2 separate regions of the Homo sapiens genome follow, and region 1 is linked to region 2. A link is an interaction called in ENCODE POLR2A ChIA-PET data of the cell type or tissue named here. Cell type or tissue: Caco-2. All regions are shown on one strand. Each heading gives the region's core, and the rest is flanking DNA. Links, peaks and the distances in the headings are about the cores only.

Evidence for each region. ChIA-PET counts read pairs that join two places held together with the same protein. Peaks named below come from ENCODE experiments on the same cell type or tissue, not always from the same donor. Only the 100,000 strongest peaks of a DNase experiment are listed, where the experiment ranks them.
Region 1: POLR2A ChIA-PET joins it to region 2 with 10 read pairs; 2 of 35 experiments call an interaction of 5 or more read pairs at or near these places.

What each region holds. Positions count from the first base shown.
Region 1 is chr10:12,548,424-12,560,754 of GRCh38, forward strand. It overlaps CAMK1D (calcium/calmodulin dependent protein kinase ID), which reads left to right. Exons shown (of 11, transcript NM_153498.4): 2 at 4,802-4,933. Among named protein-coding and RNA genes, the nearest start is that of MIR4480, 24 kb to the right of the region's middle. RefSeq lists silencers at 1,059-1,128, 5,269-5,466 and an enhancer at 4,530-5,030. In Caco-2, for the core only: no CTCF peak of the experiment used is centred there; no DNase peak of the experiment used is centred there.
Region 2 is chr10:12,908,010-12,922,519 of GRCh38, forward strand. The region is part of intron 2 of CCDC3 (coiled-coil domain containing 3); the gene reads right to left. It overlaps LOC105376418 (a long non-coding RNA gene), which reads left to right. Exons shown (of 3, transcript XR_001747367.3): 2 at 340-394. Among named protein-coding and RNA genes, the nearest start is that of CCDC3, 86 kb to the right of the region's middle. RefSeq lists an enhancer at 8,032-8,572. In Caco-2, for the core only: no CTCF peak of the experiment used is centred there; a DNase peak (open chromatin) is centred at 1,983.

The DNA.
Region 1 (12,331 bases), core at 4,408-8,407, 360 kb before region 2:
AACATAAACTTTACCATTTTAAGCTTTTTTTTTTTTTTTTTTTTTTGCTGGGGGAGGAGGGGACAAGGTCTTGCTCTATGGCCCAGGCTGAAGTACAGTGCCGTGATCATGGCTCACTGCAGCCTTGACCTCCCGGGCCCAAGTGATCCTCCTACCTTAGCCTCCCAAGTAGCTGGTATGACAGGTGTACACCACCGTACCTGGCTAATTTTTAAATTTTTTCTAGAGACAGCATTTTGCTGTGTTGCCCAGGCTGGTATCAAACTCCTGGGCTCAAGCGATCCTCCCACCTCAGCCTCCCAAAGTGCTGGGATTATAGGCATGAGCCACCGCGCCCGGCCTATTTTAACCATTTTACAGAGTACAGTTTGGTGGCATCAACTACATTCACATTGTTGTGCAACCATCAACCCCATGCATCTCCAGAAACTTTTTATTTTTTATTTTTTTGAGACAGAGTCTCGCTCTGTCATCAAGGTTGGAGTGCATAGGCGCGATCTCAGCTCACTGCAACCTCCGCCTCCTGGGCTCAAACGATTCTCCCACCTCAGCCTGCTGAGTAGCTGGGACTACAGACATGTGCCACCACACGCTGCTAATTTTTATATTTTTAGTAGAGATGGGGTTTCACCATATTGGCCAGGCTGGTCTCAAAATCCTGACCTCAAGTGGTCTGCCCGCCTTGGCCTCCCAAAGTGCTGGGATTACAGGCATGAGCCACCGTGCCTGGCTTCCAGATCCTTTTCATCTTCCCAAATGGAAACTCCGTCCCCATTAAACAGAACTCCCCATTGCCTTCTCCCCCTAGTCCCTAGCAACCACAGTTCTACTTTCTTTCTCTATGAATTTGATGACTTTGGACACCTCCTGTAAGTAGAATCATACGGTATTTGGCTTTTTGTATCTGATTTATTTCCTTTAGCATAATGTCCTCAGAGTTCATCCATGTTCCAGCATGGGTCAGAATTCCATTGCTATTTATGGCTATTCTGTTATATGTGTGGACCATATTTTATCCATTTGTCCCCCAATGGATGCAAGGATTGTTGCCACCACGTGGCTGTTGTGAATAATGCCTCTGTGAATGTGGTTGTCCACGCACCTGTTCAGTCCCTGCTTTCACTTCTGGGTATAGACCTAGGTGTGGAGTTGCATGCTGACTTGCATTCGCAGAGAATGGGTCTGGAACCTTGGCTCCCTGACTCTGCTCAGGATCTTCTGATGGAGACTCCTTGGTCATGTTGTGTCAAGCCTGGGCTGTTTAGCACGTGACTCTCTTGACATAACTCCGTGCCGTTGTCCTGCCTTCCCCATGGGGCGCCACATAGCCCATCCCCACCTAACCAGGGACAAAGGCAGAAAAATCCTAGCTCCACGGGCACTACTGCCTCTCCATGTTGTCAGCTTCCTGCCGTGGCAGTGCTGGCTCTGAGGAGACCCCTCGCTCCCCTCCCCAGTCTATTGTCTCTCGGGCTGAGTCCTGCGGCAACCTCGCTTCTCACTGTTTCCTCCAAGCGAGGAAATGCTTTTCTCTTACAGGCTTCCAAGGGTCCGATTGAGCAGGTTGTCCCCTCTGCGTTGGCCGTGGTCATTTCTGATCACAGGGATTCTGTAGAGGAAGGAGCACCTGTGGATGGAGAGTGGAGCGAGGGGCAGCCCAGGAGGAGAGGGGCCTGATCGCAGTTCCCAGCCCGAGCCCTTGGCTGTGGTCACTGCTGCCAAAGGGCTTTTCCGCCTTCTGGAAGATGGACTTAGTAAATCCAACAAACTCAGGACCATTGGGGTGTCATCAGCATTAGGGACTCAAGTGGCCAACAGGGAAACTGAATGAACGAATGAATGAATGAAAGAATGAATGATTTATCTGGTATAAAACCACCCATGGTGCTTGAACCTTGGTCTTTCCCCAGTGATTTTTCTCCTACTCTAACATAGTTCTTGTTCTACCTCCCGGAGGGTAGTGAGGGGGAACACGTACCTCCTCATTCAGGGTCTTGACCCACCTAAGAACTCTGAGGTGCAGCCACCTGTCTCCCCCTGGCTTAGAGATGAGTGAGGAGGGATGGTGCGTGGGCTCAGGGGCCGTCTCTGGAATTGTTATGATTTGGGTTTCCTGGACAAAAGCCGTTGGCCATGGCCGGTGTCACTGGGAATGTCTGACTCCATGTATCCCTCTGTGATAAACCTGTGGTGGGTCTTTATGTGTTTATATTTAGTGATGATTGTTCTGGCAGGTTCTAGAAGGTTTGGCTTCTGGCTTGTAGTGTTTTGAGGGGAGAATCCTATGGGTGAATAATTTGTGGATTTGGGCAGAAGATCCTGCTTCTGATGTTTTTCATCTGGGATATTTTGTGGAATGACTATGTTCTGCCCCCTGGGCTTGTATAATTAAAAATAGACCATGAAGCTATAGACAAGCTTCTCTCGTGAGCATCCATGTGCCAGTGGGAACGCTGTCCTGAAGTTAATTGCACTGAGTGGAAGTGAATTCCTCTCACTGGAAAGGATTTTTAAAACATGCATTTAGCGTCCCTTGGATTGTGACAGAGTGTGCATTGCTGTCAGGTGGGCAAGGAGAGGAGGAGGAAGGGTGTTCCCCCTGTTCAGGAATCTCTTTGACAGTGACTAAAGTAGGGGTCCCCAACCCCTGGGCCATGGGCCAATACCGGTAGGGTATGTGGCCTGTTAGGAACTTTGCCACACAGCAAGAGGTGAACAGCGGGCAAGCAAGCAAAGCTTCATCTGTACTTACAGCCACTCCCCATTGTTCACGTTACCGCCTGAGCTCTGCCTCCTGTCAGATCAAGGACTGCATTAGATTCTCATAGGAGCGTGAGCCCTATTGTGAACTGTGCACGCGAGGGATCTAGGTTGCACACTCTTTATGAGAATCTAATGCCTGATGATCTGTCACTGTGTCCCATCACCCCCAGATGGGACCGACTAGTTGCAGGAAAACAAGCTCAGGGCTTCCACTGATTTCTACGTTATGGCAAGTTGTAGAATTATTTCATTATACATTACTGTGTAATAATAATAGAAATAAAGTGGCTGGGCGTGGTGGTTCACACCTATAATCCCAGCACTTTGGGAGGTCGAGGCGAGTGAATCACTTGAGGTCAGGACTTCGAGACCAGCCTGGGAAACATGGTGAAAATACAAAAATTAGCCAGATGTGTTGGTGGACACCTGTAATCCCAGCTCCTCAGGAAGCTGAGTCAGGAGAATCGCTTGAACCTGAGAGGCAGAGGTTGCAGTGAGCCGAGATCACACCAGTGCACTCCAGCCTGGGCAACAGAGCCAGACTCCGTCTCAAAAAAATGAAATAAAGTGCACAAGAAATGTAATGCACTTGAGTCATCCCAAAACCACCCTCCTCTCCCGGGTCCATGGAAAAACTGTTGTCCATGAAGCTGGTCCCTGATGCCAAAAAGGTTGGGGACCATTGGACTGAAGAAGGTAGGGCCTGAAGACCTGGTATTGCCATAACACTGGGGCTTCCAGTGGTTTCTCTGGACACGGGAACGTTGGTTTCTTGAAGCAGGAGTTGAAAGTCTTGGCACAGAGAACGACTCAGTGGGCTGTGGTACTTCCCTGTGCACAGAGCCCAAGTTGCTGGGATCTGGAGGATCCGGAGATGATGGAGGAGGCTGTTCCATGCCAGGGTTATTAGTGGAGTTCTGCACGCAGGCCTTGCCTACCGTCAGCAAAGGAGGTGGCCCTGGGGTGCTGGCTCTGGGGCTCCCAGATCATAAGGGGCCCCTCCAGAGAAGTGGGCTCTCCAGCCCCAGATGTTCTGGTTTTAGTTTGTTGCTCTGCCGTTGCAGAGTGAAATGTGTATTTTCAGGCAGGACAGTCTTCCCCACTCCATAGCCCTTGCTTGTTAGTTTCTTTGGTTTAAAAAGGATACAAGCTGCTCGGTGAGCACTTGCACCCCATGACCAATTAATTACCCTGTGTCTGTACCACCTGCAATACCGCTCACACCCAGTCCTATCCTTACCCAGCTGGGAAGAGTCCAGTGTTTGCAGAGCGCTCTGAAATTTCCTCTAGATGAAAAAGCCTGTGAGGACCTGGGGATTTTAGTGTGACTTTCTAGTCTGTTTGGAGGTGGGAGAGCTGACACCGGCAGAAGGATCCAGTCCTTTTCTGTAGGAGGAACCTCTTGTGGGAGCGTTCTTGTTGGCTCCAAAGTGACGCCACTGTGTTGTGTGGCAAGTGGTACCGGGAGGTGGCCTAACTGTGTTGACCTCCACATCCGCATGTCCCTTTGCAGGAAGGCCTGCTTGCCCCTGTGTATTTCCTTTTTGAAAAACTTTTATTATCATTATTTTTTGAGACAGAGTCTTGCTCTGTCGCCCAGGCTGGAGTGCAGCGACACGATCTCGGCTCACTGCAACCTCTGCCTTCCAAGCTCAAGCGATTCTCCTGCCTCAGCCTCCCAAGTAGCTGGAATTACAGGTGCGTGCCACCACCTCTGGCTAATTTTTTGTATTTTTAGTAGAGACGGGGTTTCATCATGTTGGCCAGGCTGGTCTTAAACTCCTGACCTCAGGTGGTCTGCCCGCCTTGGCCTCCCAAAGTGTCGGGATTACAGGCATGAGCCACTGCGCCGGGCTGCCCCTGTGTATTTCTTTGCACAAAGATGTTTAGCAAGGAGCCACGGTGGATAAAAGTAACAGTAATGCTTACAACTGTGCCGTCGTTATTGTTTACTCAAACTTCGGTGGTAGGGTGAATGGAGCCATTGTGAAACTGGACTTCTGCATCTAAGTGTTCTTTTTTCCTTCTTTGTTCACAGCGGGGCCTTTTCCGAAGTGGTTTTAGCTGAAGAGAAGGCAACTGGCAAGCTCTTTGCTGTGAAGTGTATCCCTAAGAAGGCGCTGAAGGGCAAGGAAAGCAGCATAGAGAATGAGATAGCCGTCCTGAGAAAGTAAGTGCTGGAGGGCAACCCTCCTCCCTTCCCTACCTCCTGGCCCGTGTGTCCTGCAGGAGTCCTGCCCCGGAGGCAGACTTTCCCCGGGGGCAGAGGGGCCCCCAGAGGACCCAGGCTGTGCAAACGATAACCAACTTTCAAAGCACTTTTCCCATAGACCTCTCGTGTCTTAGAACATTCACGGCCATGGTTGGGAGTAGTTCTCAATTACAAAGAGCACAGCTGTCAGGCAGACTTGCTTGTGAACCGAGACCCTGCCACTCACCATATCCGAGTGACCGTGGGCCGGCTACAGAGCCCTGAGTCTTCTCTGTAAAATGGAGTTACCGGCGTCTCCCTGGCAGGGTGTTGTAAAGATTTGGTGAGATGCTGCTTACTAAGTTTTTGTGAAGTGCTCACTGCAGCACTCGCCACATAGGAAGTGCTCAGTAAAGGTCTGTGCTGTCGCCACCGCTGTGAGTACTGTTGCTGTTATTACTGCTTTATTTATAATAAGGTGATGAAGCTCACAAAATAGAGTCACGTGTCCAAAGCCTTGCAGCTCCTATGTGGCAGAGCCTGGAATACCAACCCGGCCAGTGTTACTTCCACACGTTCCGATGGTTTCTCCCATTCTCTGCCACAGACATGGCGCCTGGCACCCAGCAGGCTGCGTGGAGTTCACTGTTTCAGTGCTTACCTCCTCATTGAGTTTTATTTTTGCTCACTGTGTGTAATAGAAATAAAATAGATTTTTCTTTCTTTTTTTTATTTCCTTTCTTTCCCTCCCCACTCCCCTCCCCTTTGCTCCCCTCCCCTCTCCTCTCCTTTCCTTTCCTGACAGAATCTCGCTCTGTTGCCCAGGCTGGAGTACAATGGCGCAATCTCAGCTCACTGCAACTTCCACCTCCTGGCTTCAAGCGATTCTCCCGCCTCAGCCTCCCGAAGCTGGGATTACAGGCATCTGCCATCATGCCCAGCTAATTTTTGTATTTTTGTAGAGATGAGGTTTCTCCATGTTGGCCAGGCTGGTCTTGAACTCCTGACCTCAGGTGATCCGCCCGCCTTGGCCTCCCAAAGTGCTGAGTTTACAGGCATGAGCCACTGCGCCTGGCCAAGATTTTCATTTATTTCTATTACACATGGGGAGCAAAAATATAAGAAAGTCCTCTCTTGTATAATGGCACACATAGAACCATTCATTTTTTCTTTTTTTCTCCAGGCAGGATCTTGCTCTGTTGCCCAGTCTGGAGTGCAGTGGCAGTCTTGTCTCACCGCAGCCTCAACTCTTGAGCTCAAGTGATCTTCCCACCTCTGGCTCCTGAGTAGCTAGGACTGTAGGCACACGCTATTATGCCTGGCTAATTAAAAAAAAATTTTTTTTTTAAGAGATGGAGGGCTCACTGTGTTGCCCAGGCTGGTCTTGAACTCCTGGCCTCAAGCAGTCCTCCTACCGCAGCCTCCCAGATTGCTGGGATTATAGGCATGAGCCATGGCGCCTGGCTCCCAGAACCATTCTGATGTGTCTGGATCCATCCCAGCGATGTTCTTTCATAAGTGTGGTGTCCACACCGTTCCCCACACTGTCATGATTAAGCCATTGCCCCGTCATCTCCAAAGGTTTGGGGGAACAAGCCCTTGTATGGTACCTGATTTTGCATGTTTGGAGTGTGTCTGAGCAGTGTGCTATGGAAATTTTTAAGAGTTGCTATTAATAAAAGATGTTGGAAATATCCTTGAAATTTTTGGGGTTTGGAATCAGCACATAGCAAGAATCTCTGTACAGATAAGCAAAGCAGAATGAGAACAAGCCTTCTAGGGCCTCAACACAAAATGTCACGCTCCTCACATTCTTTCTGAATAAACCGTCTCGCCCACTCCTCTCTTACTGGGACCAGCAGTGTCCACCCAACGATGTTCAGCCATCATTTGCACAAACCCAGCACTGCTGAGAGGGCCAGGACAGTCTGTCCTCTTCTGACCTTTGTGTAACTCACAGAAGAAGCTACAGCATGCGGGATAAGTGTTTGAGAACAAACAGGTCTCTTTAACTTTGTAGCTTAAGGGTTTTGCTTATTTGTTTGGTAGTTTGGTCGTTTCTAGGTTCTCTGGATTGTCTATTAGGAACCCAGTGAGTTTCAGGTTGTCCTGAGGAGGATTGCAGGAAATGATTGTATGGAAGAGAATCTGGGAAAACAAATTAAGTATATTAGCATCTAGCAGGAAAACACGATGTTAATGAGACATTTATTTAAATTGCTCATTTTCCAATGTGAAATCAGTACTTGGAGAAGAAGTTATTTGCTGGTGACATTAAGTTGCAGACACATTACAGATATTTGACATTGTAGATTGAATTCTGGGTGGGCCCAGAGCCTTCCAAAGGTTTTACGTTGGGCACAGGGGCTGTCTGTTGATGGATCGAGGGTGATGACTGTATTTTGGTGTGATTCCCTTAGGGCTGAGAAGTACAAAAGGGGAGGAAGTCAGTTTCATTTTTTAGCATTATTTTTCATTTGCATGAGCAGAGGCCATGGATGCAGGCTTTATAAACCAGTCCTGTTGATGCCGTGGATGGTCTGCTTTAATTGTCTTCACCCTGCGCCTCACTCAAATAATCACTTCCAGGGAGAGGGCATTTAAAAACCAAGGAGGGCCAGAGGGCTGGAATAACTTGTTTTGATAGTTGTTCAGTATCCGCTGCTGGAGTACCTGGAAGCGTGACCCCTCTTTCAGGAGTCAAGAACAAAGAAGTGATTTCTCCAGGGATGCGAAGGTGATCTATAGTAACTCCCGCACTGACTTTTTTTTTTGGTCCTCTGCAAATGATTTACATATGGAGTAAGAGGCAGTTCCACATCATGAGCAGCTGAAAGCAAAGTCAATGAGCTAGAAAGAAAATAGTTTGAAACCACTCAGAATGTTGTCATGGAGACATTCATTCATTTAACAAATATTTATTAAATTCTCACTGTGCAGCAGGCCGCACTGCTGGGCACTGAGTTTAGATAAGGTGCTCTCCTTGCCCTCTGGGAGCTCACAGTTTTGTCACTAAGTACGTGCAGTGGCATTGCAGATGCTGTGTAGTAGCATGGCCAGGGCCTCAAGGGTAGGGGGTGCTGTCTTCTTCCTTTGGGGTGGGATGGGAGGAGAGGATTCATGGAGGAGGAGGGCCTGGACAATGAGCATAGTTTGCAGGGTCAGAAACGCAGAGGGACATTCCATCCAGAAGTGGCAGCCCAAACAGAGGTCAGGAGATAGGAGACAGAAAGGCTGGTGTGCTGGGGAACTCTCCAGGGCAAAGGGTTCAGGGGGAGGCCTGGAGACACCTAAGGTTGGAGAGGTGGGATTGTGGAGGGCCTTGTGTACCCACTTTGAACTTCATCCTCTAGACACGGGGGAGCCATCGGAGGGTTTTGATGAAAGGAGCAACATGATCAAGATTAATTTTTGAAGATTGTTGCGGCAGAACTGAGAAGAATGGACTGGGGGGCCAGGACTCTATGTATGTAGGGAGAATAGTGAGGAGGCTGTTGGAAGAATCTGGTGGAGAAATGAAGAAGCAGCACATTAACACAGAAGCTCTGGAGTTGGGATGGAAGAAACAGTTATGAGTGTGTGAACACAGTGGAATCTGTAGGACTTAGAGATTCGGAAGGAATGGGGAGAGCAGGGAGGGAGACGGAGGATTCCAGGAGGGCTGCCGAGTTTCTGACATGGATGCCTGGGTGGATGATGACCCCATTCACTGAGAACAGAAATACCAGAGCGGGAGGGCAGGTCAAGAGTCTGGACATGCTGAACTTGGGGGTTGGGAGGATGCCCTGGTAGAGAGGTCCAGTTGACTGTCCAGTTCTGGAACTCAGATTGTGATCTGGACTTGCTGATTGGTAAAGTTTTTCAGACACAGCATGTAAGAAAAAAGTCCTGGCCGGGTGCCACGGCTCACGCCTGTAATCCCAGCACTTTGGGAGGCTGAGGCAGGTGGATCACGAGGTCAGGAGATCGAGACAATCCTGGCTAATACGGTGAAACCCCGTCTCTACTAAAAATACACAAAAAAATTGGCCGGGTATGGTGGTGGGCGCCTGTAGTCCCAGCTACTCGGGAGACTGAGGCAGGAGAATGGTGTGAACCCGGGAGGCAGAGCTTGAAGTGAGCCCAGATCGCGCCACTGCACTCCAGCCTGGGCGACAGAGCGAGACTCCATCTCAAAAAAAAAAAAAAAAAAAGAAAAAAGAAAAAAGTCTTTTGATGATTTTCATGACTAAGTCATTGTAGACAGGATCCCAAATAGACTGCCTTAAATTCCAACGTCTTTGTTGATTTCCACACTATTTTTGCTTATTTCCTGACTGTTTGTTGATTTCCACGCTATTTGTGTTTGTTTCCTGGCCATTGGTTTATTTCCACGCTATTTTCCATGGAAGTAGGCCCATTTGAATCCCAGCTGCTGGACCACCAGGGGACTGCTAAGCCGGCCCATTGGAAAGACTGCCTGCCCCCCTTTATGCTGAGTTTATTGTAGGCTGAGAAATTTATTTATTTCACTGGACTGAAGTGATGTAGCTAACATGTCCTTAAGGATGTCTTTGTACTTGCTCTGGAAATTGTTTCAAAATGAATTTTCTACTTGATCAGTAGATATTAAATGAAGCTCAGAGGGAAACATTCTGATAAACATGGAGGTAGGCTGTTGCTCTGCAGCTGTGAGGACCGGCAGCCTTGCTCTGGCATCAGCGGCTGGATCTAGAAAATTCAGCATAAGCTACTCTAGATAGAACAGTTAGTTGTGATCCCACAACAGAGTATTTTATGCGGTATGGAATAAACATCATCGGTGTTATTCTCTTTGGGTTGGATTACAGAGTTTATGATTTCTGTGGCATTATTTATTTCGAGGGCAGGCACTGCTGACATCTAATTTCAAAACTTGACCGGCACGGTGGCTCACACCTGTAAGCCAGCACTTTGGGAGGCTGCTGTGGGTGGGTTGCTTGAGGTCAAGAGCTTGAGACCATCCTGGCCAAGGTGGTGAAACCCCATCTCTATTCAAACTACAAAAATTAGCTGAGCGTTGTGGCGCATACCTATAATCACAGCTACTTGGGAGGCTGAGGCAGGAGAATTGTTTGAACCCAGGAGGTGGAGGTTACAGTGAACCGAGATCGTGCCGTTGCACTCCAACCTGGGTAACAAGAGCAAAACTCCATCTCAAAAAAAAAAAATACAATAATTTCAAGGTAGCACTTAAAGTACTTTTGCAGGAGTAGAAAGGCAAATATATCAACAGTCTACATTTAAATGAGAGGTGAAGAGAGAGGGGGATGCATAGATTGGAAAGTGGGGGCTGAGAGAAGCAAACCAGCTGTGTCTGGAGCAGCCCATTTACTAATAGTTGGAAAAACTGAGGCTCAGTTTGGTGGAAGGGGTACTGTCTGAATGAAACATGGCACCAGAATTCAACATGCTGTTCTGATGCCTGCTTTGTAAGCTGCAGAGATTGTCTTGCCTTGGGGAAGTGACCCTGGCAGGAACTGATTTGAATTGGCATGTTTTCGTCTATCTGGGTACACTGAGGAGTCTCAGATGATGGTCTCTGCCTCTTTCTCTCCAAATCAGTGTTTCTCAGCCCTGGCTGCACCTTAAAATCACCTAGGAAGCTCTTAAAATCATACTGATTAGCCGGGCACGGTGAGTGGCTTATGCTTGTAATTGCAGCACTTTGGGAGGCTGAGGCAGGAGGATTGTCTGAGGCTGGGAGTTCAAGACCAGCCTGGGCATCATAGTGAGACTCTGTCTCTATAAAACAATTAAAAAACTAGTCAGGTGTGGTGGTTGCCAGTAGTCCCATCTACTCTGGAGGCTGAGGTGGGAGGATTGCTTGAGCCGAGGAGTTTGAGGCTGTACTCCAGTTTGGGTGACAGACTGAGACACCATCTCTAAAAAAATAAATAAAAGGAAAAAACAAAAATATTATGCTGATGCGCAGGCCCCATTCACGACCAATCGAGTCAGAATTGGAGGTAATGGCAGGTGCTGGAAAATTGAAAAAGCATCTCCCCCACCCGCCACCCACTGATCCTAACTCATAATCAGTGTGATGTCAGAACAACCACTCTCCAGCCCTTGTCCGCTGATTTCACCTCCCAGGGTGGAGCTGCTCCGTATGATGACTAGGAGTGTGGGCAGATGTGTACAGATGTGTCCGCAGGCAGAAACACAAGCCAGGCAATGTTTCCTTCAGGAGAGGCTTCATTGAGAGGAGCGAACTCAGATGTGCTCCCTTGGAAGAGCTGAGTTTTGTTTTGAGAGTGGTGAATTGACTTGAGTCCATCATCCCATCATTGAGGAGCAGGCACCAGCCACTGACTGGGCTCAGGAGTGAGAACCTCGCTTCTCAAGGGTGGCTGAAGAAGTACGGGCAGTAGTGGCAGTGCCAGGCCTGGGGAGGCTGGGGTAGGGTGTGGTCGAGTCAGCACGCTGCAGTGCCAAGTACTTCACAAGAGGGTGAGGACTGCTAAAGGCAGCAGGTGCCAAAGCCCAGGATGCTGGGCTGGAGTCCCTGAAATCCCTGGGGCCGAAGTCAGGATGGATGGCAGGATGTGTGGTGGGAGAGTGAGTTAGCACCTCTGTCATGGGAAGGGCGGAGCCTTATCCTCCAGTTACCTTAAGGCAGACACCTTCCTCTCAATGCGGACCAGAGGGAGGGCAGCTTCTGCAGCCAAAGAAAGCAACTGCTTTGGGATTAGGGAACAGCCCCCAGAGAAAGGCTTTGACGTCGATGAACTCTGGAAATCTAGCCTGCCCCTGCTCCTGCGGCTTTGTTCTGAAGGGAGGCTGGCCCTGTTCACTTGTTTAAACCACTGCCAAGTGCCAGTCTTTGTGCCTGTTAGAGAAACTGACACTTCAATAGAAATTCATCGATTGGGGTCCGGGCGCGGTGGCTCACGCCTGTAATCACAGCACTTTGGGAAGGCGAGGCGGGCGGATCACCTGAGGTCAGGAGTTAGAGACCAGCCTGGCCAACGTGGTGAAACCCCGTCTCTACCAAAAATACAAAAATTAGTCGGGCATGGTGGTGGGCGCCTGTAATCTCAGCTACTCGGGAGCCTGAGACAGGAGAATTGCTTGAACCCAGGAGGTGGAAGTTGCAGGGAGCCAGGATCGCACCACTGCACTTCAGCCTGGGCAACGAGAGGAAAACTCTATCTCGGAAAAAAAAAAAAAAAAAGAAGAAGAAGAAAGAAAAAAAGAAATTCATTGATTGGGGCTGAAGATAACCACTTTGCCAATGACTGAAAATGGCTAAGCTGGTAAAGCTAGTCCTTGAATTTCTCAGGCACCAATACAGCTTTTTAAGGATCAATCTGAGCTGCTTAGAAGGGTCTAAAAGAGAGAGAGCTCCTCTCTGGA
Region 2 (14,510 bases), core at 1-4,000:
GGGGTTAAGTCCTGCTGATGGCCCATGATTAAAATCAGGAAACATTGAGCTGTCTTGGGTGAATTGCCTGCCATCAGAGGAAAGGGGAGTTTATTAGCTAAGTTCTACTACAGAGATCATAAAGCCACGTCTTCAGATAAATCTACTACAAAGGTTTCCCAAAATGGAGTCTCCAGGACACTCGTCTCATTAGATGTTTACGTGGGGACCAAAAGGGTGGTTCTGGTTAAAAAAGTTTCAGAAATGCTGCATATTATGGCTTCCTCTGTGATGTAACACTTAGTATCAGCTGTGCACATTGGTCCTGCATTAAACCTCTCTAACTTTGTTTTACCCCAGATCTCATCGGTCTCTGGTGGAGATCTCCAACATGCAGCAAGAATAGACTACAAGAGTGAGTGTCAAGGCTGCTCAGTTACGAGCGGTCTCCTGTGTTTCTCCCAGGGAGTTTTGCAAACATTTTATCTAGTCTGTGATACAAAGAAGCCTGGGAAACACTAGGTCATGGAATACTGATTTCAACTCTAAATCCTTTTTCTAGAACTACCAAGGGGTAGAAGGGTGCTGAAATCACAGATTCTTGGCTAAGAACTGTGATTTTTCTTTTTTTTTTTTTTTGAGACAGAGTTTCCCTCTGTTGCCTATGCTGGAGTGCAGAGGTGTGATCTCGGCTCCCAGGTTCAAGCAATTCTCCTGCCTCAGCCTCCCAAGTAGCTGGAACTACAAGTGCATGCCACCATGCCCGGCTACTTTTTGTATTTTTAGCAGAGACAGGGTTTCACTGTGTTGGCCAGGCTGGTTTCAAACTCCTGACCTCGTGGTCCATCCGCCTTGGCCTCCCAAAGTGCTTGGGTTTACAGGTGTGGACCACGGCGCCTGGCCAGAACTGTGATTTCTTAATGCTGACCACTGTCCATGGTGAGTGCAGAGAAGGTGTCCAGGTGTAGTGGGAAGGAAGATGTTCTACTTTTATTTTCAGGATCCCAGAAAATCCACATCACAGTGGATGGGGCTCTGGTCTAGATGCAAGGCTCCATCTTCCTGGTATCCTTGGACACTCATGGTCCTGTGAGTTACAGCATCTGAAAGACATCTTCCAACCTTGGATGCCTCTGCTTGTTTAGTCAAAGCCTCCTTGGGCACCTCAGTCCTTAGCCAGTCACGGCCAGTTAATTCTCTCCCTTGAAAACAGCAGGAGGGCTATAAGGGCACTACAGCCTGGCTGATGCAGGCATTCCCTTGGGAAGGAAGAGTGACATTCATGGCCACTGACCATCGGCCCTCAGATGTGTGTATGCTCAGCCTCCGTGGCATCCCAGGCTGCAGGGGAGGAAGGGCAAAAGGACCTGATGATGTTATCTTCTCCCCACCGTGCCCAGCAGTTGACAGGTGGCTGCCAGTGGGGCACCCGGGGGCCATGCTTACTCCTGCCCTGCCCATGGAGTGTGGGTGTGCCAACCCGGGCTGAGTGAGGTGCACTGTGTCCCCCATCAGCTCTGTAAGCTCCATGTCTTGGGTCATTGCTGTTGCCCAAGGGAAGAACAGGTCATTGGCCCAGTCAAAGCTTACCCCTTGCTCTGTGGACCCCTGTGCTTAGTGCCGGAAGGGCTCTGAAGTCAGGCTCTCCCTTCCGGTGTCAGGGCAAAGCAATGAGGCTGTGGAGAGTGGAAGGCTGAACCGTGGACTAACGGTGCAGGGTACCAGGTCTCCCAAGGAGGGGGATCCTAGACAGGCACTGACCCAAAGCCAAAGCTGTCCTGCTCCCTCCCCACTGGTGCTATCCACCTGACCCATCTCTAATCTGATGCTGGTTTCCATGGGGTACTTTTCAGGGTCTAGGGTATTGGGTAATTAGGGGCCAGTCTCCAGCTCTTCAACTGAAAAAGGCAGTGAAAGGCCAGGCTCCACCTTCCTCCCAAGGGCTGGGGTGTGTGCCTGTATCCTCAGTACTGGCTGAAAACCCCAAGGGCTCCTGGCCATCCGCCCTCCCGGGGAATGCGATGGGAATTTATGAGCTGTGATCATGTTCATGTTTACTTCTCAGAGACTGATGACTTGTCCACACAGCCACATCCAGGTCCTGCTTCAGCTAAGAGTCTGTTTATTTGGGAGAATTTATCAAACCCAGACACAGGCTTTTTTCTGCTACTGAACCAAGACAGGTGGCCCTGGAGTTGAGATAGCCCTAGAGCTGACTCTCCTTGGATTGGAAAGAGCTGTGGGTGCAATTTAGCAAGACCTTGCTTCAAATGTGGTTGTGCCGCTTGCTGGCTACGTAGCTGTTTTCCTTTTTAAGGCAGAGATACTGATAATGAGAAAAAGCATGGTGTATTTGGTGTGCCTTAAAGCCATTCAATGTCGAATGCAGTTGCTGCTACATATTGCCAGACTCAGTCCATAACCATATGTCCCCAAATAAATTCTCAGTTAATATTTTATTTGGTAAAAATATTATTGGAAAACCTATAAACAACAGATGACAAGCACAATGATACGTGTTTCTGCCAATTCAAGGATTGTCCTTCCTGGCTTGGTATCTGGCACAAGTCCTTGCAAACTTGCAAGTTTCAATAACTAGTCAGAGCAAAAAAAAAAAAAAAAATTTTTTTTTTTTTTTTGACACAGAGTCTTGCTCTGTTGCCCAGGCTAGAATATAGTGGCGTGATCTTGGCTCACTGCAACCTCCACCTACCGAGTTCAAGCGATTCTCCTGCCTCAGCCTCCTGAGTAGCTGGGACTACAGGCACCCTAATTTTTGTATTTTTAGTAGAGGCAGGGTTTCACCATGTTGGCCAAGCTGGTCTCAAACTCCTGACCTCCAATGATCCACCCACCTTGGCCTCCCAAAGTGCTGGGATTATGGGTGTGAGCCACAGAGCCCGGCCAAGGGCAAAATTTATATGTGGAAGGCAGTATAATTACAGAATCCTCCCCAGTGCATAGTTGCGGCCAGCCCCTGTGAAATGAATATTATCTGTGAGAATTTTAAATATGTCTGAATTACTGTTCCATTCTATAAACGACCACAGTTATTCTTAGCGACCTCTTCAACAGTTTGCTGTTCCATCTTTCTGGAAGGCCATTCCATGACTCTGCAAGGCAGGTTCATTCTCATCCTGGTTCCTGTGTCATCTCTGCAGATGTGTTCCCTTGTCACCCCATAAGTCACCTCTCCTAATGAGGCTGTTGCATCACCTGCTTCTCTTCAGTGCCTTATAACATTGTTGGATTTCCTTATTAATGGCTAATTTGTTCTTTCTTCCACTAGACTAAAAAACGGGGACTCTATCTCTGGTTTTTACTGCCATAGCCCTAGTGCCTAATACTGTGCCTGACACACAGTAAGTCCTCAACAGAGTCACTGCTGAATGAAATAACACATTCTAAAGCTAATATACGCTAATGTTTTTTTGAAAATTATAAACTAATGAGAAATGGGAAAAAGTCACCTATAATCTCACCACTCAAAGACAACTTGCATTTCTATTTTAGTGGCATGATTTCTTAAACCTGGTTATAAACACTGTATTTACTTTAACATTTTAAAAATATTTAAATTGACAAAATTTATATTGAACATGTACAACGTGATCTGAAATATGTGTACACTGACATGGCTAATTAACGATGTATCACCTCACATACCATTTTTTTGTAGTGAGAACACTTAAAATCTATTTTTAACAATGTTCAAACATACATTGTATTGTTATTAACTGTAGCCACCATGATGTCCATTAGATCTCCTGAAGTTATTCCTTGTAACTGAAATATTGTACCCTTTGAACAGCATCTTCCAATACCCCTTCCAAGTCTCTGGTAACTGCCATTCTACTTTTTGGTTCTTTTAGCTCATTTTTTTTAGATTCTACATTTAAATATTAATAAGATCATGCAGTACTGGTGCCTGGCTTATTTCACTTAATATCCTCCAGTTTCATCCATTTTGTCACAAATGATGGTATATCCTTTTTTAAGGGTGCATAGTATTCCACTGAGTATATACACATCATGTTCTTTATCGATTCATTCATTGACAGACACTTTAGTTTGATTCCCTATCTCGACTATTGTAAGTAATGCTTCAGTGAACATGGGAGTGTAGATATCTCTTCGACATACTGACTTTGGATGTATACCCAGTAGTGGGATTGCTGGATCATACAGTAGCTCTGTTCTTAATTTTTTGAGAAAACTCCATACAGTTTTCCATAATTACTAATTTACATTCCCACCAAGTGCACAAGGGTTCCCTTTACTCCACATCCTCACCAACACTTATCTTTTGTCTTTTTGGTAATAGCCCTTCTAACGGGTGTGAGATGATATCTCATATTCATTTTAATTTGCGTGTCCCTGATTAGTGATGTTGAACATTTCTAAATATACCTGTTGACCATTTGTATGTCGTCTTTCTAGAGGTCTATTTAGGTCCTTTGCCCATTTTTTAAATCAGGTTGTTGGCTTTCTTGCTGTTGGGTGTTTGGTTTCTTTTGGTTATTAACCCCTTATCAGATGTGTGGTGTGTAAATATTTTCTTCCATTTCGTAGGTGTTTTTTTCACTCTGTTGATCATTTTCTCTGCTGGACAGGAGCTTTTTACTTTGATGTGTTCCCATTTGCATCTTTTCCCTTTAGTTGCTTATGCTTTTGTGGCCATACCCAAAAAATGATTGCCCAGACCAATGTCATGGAGCTCTGCCCCTGTGTTTGCTTCTGGTAGGTTTACAGTTTCAGGTCTACGCTTAAGTCTTTAAACATTGAGTTGATTTTTGTATATGGCGTGAGATGAGGGCCTAATTTCATTCTCTGCACGTAGATACTCAATTTTTCCAGCACCGTTTACTGAAGAGACTGTCCTCTCCCCGTTGCATGTCTTGGCATCTCTGTCGAAAATCCATTGACCATACACATGGATTTATTTCTTGGCGCTCTATTCTGTTCAATTGGTAGATTTCTATTTTTAGGCCAGTGCCATCCCGCTTTGATTACTATTGCTGTGTAGTATATTTTGAAATCAGGTAGTACAATGCTTCTTTTTTTCCCCTCAAGATTCCTTGGCTATTCAAGGTCTTTTGTGGCTCCATATGAATTTTATGATTCTATTTCTATGAAAAATTCCATTAAGGTTTTTGATGGGGATTGCATTGAATCTGTAGATCACTCTGGTAGTATAGACACTTTAACAATATTCTTCTAATCTATGAGCACAGGATATCTTCCCATTTATTTGTATCTTCAGTTTTTTCCATCAATGTCTTATAGTTTTCAGTGTACAGTGGTTTCACCATTTTGGTTAAGTTTATTCCTAAGTATGTTATTATTTTGTAACTATTGTAAATAGGATTGTTTTATTGATTTCTTTTCCAGATAATTCATTGTTAGTGCATAGAAATACTACTGATTTTTGTGTGTTGATTTTGTATCCTCAGACTTTACTGAATTTGTTTATTAGCTCTAATAGTTTTGGGTGGACTCTTTGGGTTCTTTTTGTGTGTAAGATCATGCCATTGCAAACAGGGACAATTTGACTTCTTCCTTTCCAATTTGGATGCCCTTCATTTCTTTCTCTTGCCTAGCTGCTCTGGATAGAACTTCCAGTACTATGTTGAATAGAAGTGGTAAGAGTGAACATCTTTGTCTTATTCCTGATCTTAGAAGAAAAGCTTTCAACTATTCACCACGGAGTATGATGTTAGCTGTGGGTTTGTCTTACGTGGCCTTTATTGTGTTGAGACACATTCCTTCTATACCTAATTTGTTGAAAGTTTTTTTATCATTAAAGGAAGTTGAATTTTGTCCAATGGTTTTTCTGCATCTATTGAAATAATCATAAGGTTTTTGTCCTTCATTCCATTAATGTGATGTATCTCATTTATAGATTAGTGTATGTTGAACCATGCTTATATCCCTGGGATAAATGTCATTTGATCATGGCAAATGATCCTTTTAATGTGCTGTTGGATTCAGTTTACTAGTATTTTCTTGAGAACTTTTGCATCTACGTTCATCAGAGATTTTTGGCTTGTAACAGCTTCTTTTTATAGTGTTTTTGTCTGCTTTTAGTATCAGAGTGATGCCATGTACGGTGAGTTTGGAAGTATTCCCTCCTGTTCAATTTTGTGGAAGAATTTGAGAAGAATCAGTATACTTCTTTAAATGTTTGGTAGAATTTAGTAGCAAAGCCATCAGATCCTGTGATTTTCTTTGATGATAGACTTTTTACTGCCAATTCAATCTTCTTACTCATTACTGTTCTGTTCAAATTTTCTGTTTACTCATGACTTAATCATAGTAGGTTGTATGTGTCTAGGAATTTATCCATTTCTTGTAAGTTATCTAATTTGTTGGCATATGATTGTCTGTGGTAGTCTTTTTTAGTCATTTGTATTTCTGCGGTATCAGTGTAATTTCTCCTCTTTCATTTCTGATTTTATCTTTTGTTTTTTCTTTTGAGACAGAGTCTTGCTCTGTCACCCAGGCTGAAGTGCAGTGGCGTGTCCTTGGCTCACTGCAACCTCCGCCTCCTGGGTCAAGCGATTCGCCTGCCTCAGCCTCCCAAGCAGCTGGGACTACAGGCATACACCACCATGCCTGGTTAATTTTTTGTATTGTGTAGAGCCGGGATTTTGCTATGTTGACCAGGCTGTTTTCAAACTCCTGGCCTCAAGTGATCCACCCAGTTAGCCCTCCCAAAGTGCTGGGATTACAGGTGTGCGTGAGCCACCATGCCTGGCCTGAGTTGTCTTTTTTTACTTAGTCTAGCTAAAGGTTTGTCAGTTTTGTCTTTTCAAAAAACCAACTCTTTATGTTGCTGATCTTCTGTATTATTTTTCTACTCTCTCATTTATTATTATTTCTTTCCTTCTAACTTTGGGCTTAGTTTGTTCTTCTTTTTGTAGTTCCTTGAGGTAACACTAGATGTTTACTTGGCAAGTTCTTTTTTGATGCAGGCATTTATTGTTATAAACTTCTCTCTTAGAACTGCTTTTGCTGCATCCCGTAAGTTTTGGTATGTTGTGTTTCCATTTTCATTTGTCTCATGACACTTTAAACATTTTTAAAATTTTTTTCTTTGACCCATTGGTGTTCAGGAACATGTTGCTTAATTTCCACATATTTGGGAATTTCCCAAAATCCTTATAACAGGAAGAATTTTTCTGAAACCAGAATTGATTTCTGGTTTCAAACGATTGTGGTTAAAAAAGATACTCAGTAGGATTTCAGAATTTTTAAATTTATTATCTATCCTGGAGAATTCTCTGTGTGCACCTGAGAAGAATGTGCATTCTGCTGCTGTTGGATGGAATGTTATATATATGTCTAGTGGTCCATTCATTAAATGTCTTGTTTGGGTCATTCATTTTCCTGATTGGTTCAATTGTTTTTCTGCATTTTGCAGGGTGGGGTGGGGTCACTGACCTTCCTTAAAACAATTATTTTGAATTCTTTGTCAGGTAGCTCATAAATCTCTGTATCTTTAGAGTCAGTTACTGGTGCTTTATTTTGTTCCTTTGGTGATGTGATTTTTCCATGATTGTTTTTGTGGCCATAATTTGGTGTTTGCACATTTGAGGAAGTAGAGATTTATTTCAGTCTTTGTTTGAGAAAGCCTTTCACCAGTAGCCTGTCCAGAGATTCTGGGCAGGCTGTCTTGTGTGGTCATGGGTGGGTTTGCTACTGGAGCCTTTGGGTAGGCTGGCCTGGTGCCTGGATCCACTACGGTGAACTTGTTAATTGGTACTGTGGAAGCCAGCCTGAAGCCTAGGTTCACAGAAACTGACAAGGTATTGTGGTGGACCTTGACCCTGGATCTGTAGGTCTTGGCCAGGCACTGGGACAGGCCTGGAGCCTGAGTCCATGAAGGCAACCCTTGGTCTTGAGACCATGGGTGCTGACCTGGCACCAGGGTCTGCAGGGTGGACCTGGGGCAGGTATGGAGCCTGGGTACCTGGAGCCATGGGGGCTAGTCTGGAGCCTGGGTTCACAGTGGATGGTCCTGGAGCCTGGGTTCTCAAGGACAGGCCAAGCACTCGATTGTCCTGGGACAGGCCTAAACCCCTGGTCTGCTGGAGAATAGCAATGCAGGGGCTGCCCTGGCACTGGGCAGGCCTGGAGACTATGTCTTAAGATGCCAACCTGGGCCAGGCGCAGTGGTTCACGCCTGAAGTCCCAGCACTTTGGGAGGCCAAGGTGGGCGGATCACAAGGGCAGGCGATTGAGACCAGCCTGGCCAACATGGTGAAACCCCGTCTCTACTACAAATACAAAAATTAGCTGGGCATGGTGGTGCATGCCTGTAATCCCAGCTACTCAGGAGGCTGAGGCAGGAGAATCTCTTGAACCTGGGAGGCGGAGGTTGAGCTGAGATCGTGCCACTGCACTCCAGCCTGAGGGATAGAGACAGACTCCATCTCAAAAAAAAAAAAAAAAAAAATTGACAGCCTGGGGCCACGGGTGCCAACCTGATAGTATGGTGGGCTCAAAGCCTGAAGCTATGTGGACCAACCTGAGGCAGGAGAATCGCTTGAACCTGGGAGGCAGAGGTTGCAGTGAGCTGAGATCACGCCACTGCACTCCAGCCTGGGTGACAGAGAGAGACTCCATCTCAGAAAAAAAAAAAAATTGCCAGCCTGGGGCCAGGGGTGCCAACCTGGTACTATGGCGGGCTCAAAGCCTGGAGCCAAGTGGACCAACCTGGCTCACATCTGATCTGGAACCGGAAGTAAGCCTGAAGTCTGGGGCCATGAGGACTGGCCTAGCACAAGGCTGGCCTGGAGGCTGGGTCTGTGGCTGCTGGCTTGCTGAGTAAGGCTGCAGGGGCCTGTCTGGTGCTGGGGTGGATCTGAAGCCTGGAGCTATGAGAGCCATCTAAGTGCTGGAAGCAGTCCAGAGCTTGGGGCTACTGGGTTGGGCCCGGAGACCAAGTCCATTGGGCAGGTCGGGTGCCAGAGCAGGCCTTTATGCCCAGTGCAATGGTACCAGCCTGGAGTCTGGGGCTGTGAGGCCCTTGCATGGCACTGGGTTTTTCTGGGGCAGGCCCAGTGTAGGTCTGAGGCGAAGTCCAGAGCTCACTTCCCTTACCTTCCCCCAAGTGGAGAGGATCTCTCTCCATACTGTGCTGCCCGGGGTTGGGGGAGGTGATGTTGGAAATGTCCTTATTTCTTCTTCTTTTTTTTTTTTTTTTTTTTTTTTTTTTTTTTTGAGACAGTCTTGCTCTGTTGCCCAGGCCGGACTGCAGTGGCGCTATCTCGGCTCACTGCAAGCTCCGCCTCCCGGGTTCATGCCATTCTCCTGCCTCAGCCTCCTGAGTAGCTGGGACTACAGGTACCCGCCACCATACCCGGCTAATTTTTTTTTGTATTTTTAGTAGAGACGGGGTTTCACCGTGTTAGCCAGGATGGTCTCGATCTCCTGACCTCGTGATCCGCCCACCTCGGCCTCCCAAAGTGCTGGGATTACAGGCGTGAGCCACTGCGCCCGGCCAGAAATGTCCTTATTTCTATGCCACATTGAGATACTGTGATCTCTCACCTGGTTTTCCCAGCTCTTGGGAAGGTGTTTTCATGTAGGGAGAGTTGTTCAAACTGATTTTCTGCGTGGGAGATGAGTGGTGAAGAGTCCTCTTTTGTCATCTTGCTGACATCCTATTTCTTGGAACACAGTGTCTTTTAGTGTGAATTTCGCTTTCTAAAATTTACATGGTATAAAAACATTGCAACCCGAGTTTCATTATTCTGATGGCTGTAATCATTTCAGATGACTCTTTACTTTACCGTAGTCCTTTTGTTGAGTCTGTGGGCTGTTACTGAATTTTGTACTTTCCTAAAGATTTTGATGTGCCACGTTTTTCTTTATCAGGATGATTTCTTTAGGATTGACACTCAAAAGTGAAATTACTAGAAGTTATGAACATTTCTTAGAAGTATGGCTTTATGTTGCCAAGTTGTTTTTTAAAAATGTCATACTGACTGAAGGTTTAACTTTTCAAATTCCTGAGTTTACCTAGAATCTAGTTGGGTATATGGTATGAAGGGAGTATATAAAGCTTTTCCAAGTAGCAAATCAATTATTCTCCCATATTTTATTAAATACGGCTCCCTTCCCTACCCATCTGTATTACCTCCTTCTTTAGGATTCTTACATATGCTAAGGTCTGATCGGACCCACCTTGTCCTGTTTAGCTATGGGTTAATAAGTACTCCAGTGCCATATGACTTTTGTTAAATTAGTTTTATAATATATGATGTGATAGGATATTCCTTTTTCAAAAATTTCTTGGCCAACGTTTTTAAAATACAGAAGGATTCTATAAAGATCTTAAAATATAGTATGAAACCTTTGCAGTTCCATACAAGCTTTGAATGGATCAAACACTACAAACTGTATTAGACTATTGCAAAGTTATACTTTAGTTCTCTGATCAGTTTCTATGCCCATTATTTTTCCTTAAAGACACTTGATTCCTTCTGTAATTCCTAATCAGGGAACCAAAGCCATAAAATGTTATGCTTCATTCTGGATTTAACCTATAAAAGTTGCATTTCCCCTTCTTCTCATTACCTATCTAGAAAAATATGCACAGATGTTGATAACAGGATGATCACTGAAAAAGCAGGAATGACTTTAAGACCCATGTGTAGGAGAACAGTTAAATAAACTGCAGCCCATCTACCCCATGTAACACTATGTGTGATTAAACAGATGGAAGGGGGAAGGCTTCCAACATACATTATCGAGTAGAAAAAAAAGACACCAAGTTGGCCGGGCACGGTGGCTCATGCCTGTAATCCCAGAACTTTGGGAGGCCGAGGCAGGTGGATCACGAGGTCAGGAGATCAAGACCACCCTGGCTAACACGGTGAAACCCCATCTCTACTAAAAAAATACAAAAAATTAGCCATGCATGGTGGTGGGCGCCTGTAGTCCCAGCTACTCGGGAGGCTGAGGCAGGAGAATGGGCGTGAACCCGGGAGGCGGAGCTTGCAGTGAGCCGAGATTGTGCCACTGCACTCCAGCCTGGGTGACAGAGCAAGACCCCATCTCGAAAAACAAAACAAAACAAAAAAGACACCAAGTTCTAGCACCATTCCTATAGTATGTTACCATACAGTTTTTAAAATGCCCACATAATTATTTTTTAAGGGTCTATGTATTATGTGTGTAAAGACCTAGGCTGGAAGGGTCTTTATTGTTAGAGTGAAAAGGAAGCTGTGTTTTTACTTGCAATGCTTACATTTTTACACAGATCATGTATTTGTACATGCTTTGCTTGTGTAACTAGAAATGAGTACTATTGGCCAGGCAAGGTGGCTCACGCCTGTAATCCCAGCACTTTGGGAGGCTGAGGCCGGCGGATCACTTGAGGTCAAGAGTTTGCCATCAGCCTGGCCAACATGGTGAAACCCTGTCTTTACTAAAAATACAAAAATTAGCTGGGTGTGGTGTTTTGTGCCTGTAGTCCTAGCTACTTGGGAGGCTTAGGCAGGAGAATCACTTGAACCCAGGAGGCAGGGTTTGCAGTGAGCTGAGATCATGCCACTGCACTCCAGCCTGGGCTACAGAGCAAGACTGTCTAAAAAAAAAAAAAAAAAAGAAATGAGTACTATTTTAAGAGTCACACTCTTTAAAGGGATTATCGGCTCCGGGGCTGTATTCCTCTTGCAGTCGCCTTGATGCCTTTGCATCTTGCAGCTCCTTCCATGCTCAGCACAGACTTGTGGCCCCACAGAGTGCCCGGGGTGGGTGGGGGGTGGGCGTTAGCCCGAGATGGCATGCAGCTCCCAGGGAGATGTGCTATGATTAAATCCTTGCCCTGCAGGGATCACAAAACTTGGCAGTTGCCAGTTTATGTAAGAAAAGCTATGCTCAGGAAAGAGAGAGGGAGTTTGACCAGGGATGGGCAGTGACTTGGAGCCTGATCATGAGTGGAATTGAGGCTCCCCAGCCACCAGTCACAAATTCCATCTAGTGGGCCCGGAAGGGTTCTCAGCAGAAGGTTGTGTCCCATAAAAAAGGAGAAGCTGCTAAACATGCTAAGTGCATTAGTCTGTTTTCATGCTGTGGATAAAGACATACCCAAGACTGGGTAATTTATAAAGAAAAAGAGGTTTAATGGACTCTCAGTTCCATGTGGCTGGGGAGGCCTCACAATCATGGTGGAAGGTGAAAGGCACGTCTTACATGGCGGCAGGCACGAGAGAATGAGAGCCAAGTCAAAGGGGAAACACCTTATAAAGCCATCAGATCTCATGAGACTTAATCACTACCAGGAGAACAGTATGGGGGAAACAGTCCCTATGATTCAATTATCTCCCACGGGGTCCTTCCCACAACATGTACGAATTGTGGCAGTACAATTCAAGATGAGATTTGGGTGGGGACAGAGCCAAACCACATCACTAAGGCTTTGGACATCAAATGTGGACATTTCAGGGCTGGTTCATGGCTGTGGCAGGGAGCAGTTATTTACCCAGGGCAGAAAGTTTCCTCGACTGAGGACTTTATCTTCACTTCATTCTGGTGAGGGAGAAACCATTCTTTGAGAATTTACTACGTATTAGGTTGGCGCAAAAGTAATCGTGGTTTTTGCCATGACTTTTAATGGCAAACTTTAAAAGTTTTAAAAACTTTAAAATGTTACTAATACCAGGCACTGTATGAGAAGTTTTGAACACGTATCTTATTATATTCTGACATTCCACCCATATGGGAGGTTGTACCATTCTCCCTGTTTTGTGGATTATAAAAGCGAAGCTCAGAGCACTGACGTCACTTGCCTAAGTCCCCGTGACAAGTGAAGGAGCTTGAATTGGAAATCAGAAGGTCTATCTCAAAAGGTAGCGCTCCCATGCTCATAACCTCCATGGTAGACTGACTACCTCTAGGAAAACTTGAGGTCTTCAAATAAGAAGATTTATTTTGCAAACCAGGGGCTCACAGAGGAGGGCAGGCTTCAGCAGCCTTGGCTTCCCCTAACCCTCGGCAGCATATGAGAACATTCTCTTTGCAGAACAACTGCCTTCCAACTACTCTCAAGAAAAATGCAGGCAAGCTACATATTATGATATTTGCCTGGGACATCGTGGTTTTAGTTACCAAAAAAATAAAACAACCTTTCCAGCTGACTGCCTTCTCATCTTCTTCCATAATCTCTCTTTTGCGAGCAGTCTGGGTATTCAATTTAAAATGAATTAAGGAGGCAATTGAGGAAGGATGTCAGTCCGAGCTTTTAAAAACTCACAGTTAATGAACATCAAATTCCATTCTAGTCTGCAAGAAGGTAACCTTTTGACTTGTAAACTTTATACATCCTCTGTGCTGTCATCTGTCCCCAAGGCTGTCTGTGTACGTCTGTGGGGAAGGTCAGCCCGGGGCCCAGAGCTGGCCTGTGCAACTTCAGCAGCCAACCCCCTCCCCGACTCGTCCCATTGGTGCCCTCTGATGAACTTGAACCTGGAAGCTCTGTCTCACTGTCACACTTCTCTGACCAGTGCAAAAGCCAGGCCTTATCTTTTTCAACTTTTTCAAATGATCTCTTAAAAATTGTAGCAAAATATACATAACATAAAATTTACCATCTTAACCATTTTAAGTGTACACTTCAGTAGTGTTAAGTACAATTACATTGTTGTGCAACCAGTCTCTGGCACTATTTATCTTGCACAACTATAATTTTTTTTGCATTGTAGTTAACTGCATAGACCATAAAAGTTATCGTAGCCGGTTTCTGTTTTTTGTTTTTTGTTTTTAAGACAGGGTCTAACTCTGTCACCCAGCTGGAGTGCAATGGCCCAATCATGGCTCACTGTAGCCTCGAAACTTCTGGGCTCAAGTGATCCTCCTGCCTCAGCCTTCCGAGTAGATAGGACTACAGGTGTGGGCCACCATGCCTGGCTAATTTTATGTAGAGATGGGTCTTGCCATGTTGCCTGGGCTGGTCTTGAACTCCTGTTCTCAACTCTCCTACTTCAGCCTTCCAAAGTGCTGGGATTACAGTCATGAGCCATTGTGCCTGACCCTATCTTAACTATTCCTAAGTGTACAATTCAGTAGCATTAAGGACATTCACGTTATACAAACATTACCACCATGTACAGTCCAGGCTTTATCTCTGACTCCCATTCCTCTTATCATCTGTTCAGCTTCTGCCTTTACACACTGACTTCCACTTCTCCAGATGGTTCTTTGCTCTCTTACATGAGTGCCGTGTTTGTGAATCCAGTCTACAGCGTGAGCTGCCCACGGAGCACAGGCTCCCAAGTTACCCGCACTCGGACGGGCTTCTGCAGACCTGGGTGGGAGCTCCCATCTGTGCCAGTTCCCAAAAACTCCTCCTAGCCCAGGCCCTGCATCCCACCCTCCCATCTGTGTCAGAAGATGCTTTGGAACCACTTGCATGAGTTAGAATTGGCCCAGCACCTCCCTCAGCAGTTGACCCAACCCCCAGAAACCTATTCTCTCCTCCACAAAATGGGGCCACTGCTGTTAGGGTGGCTGTGACAATTTAA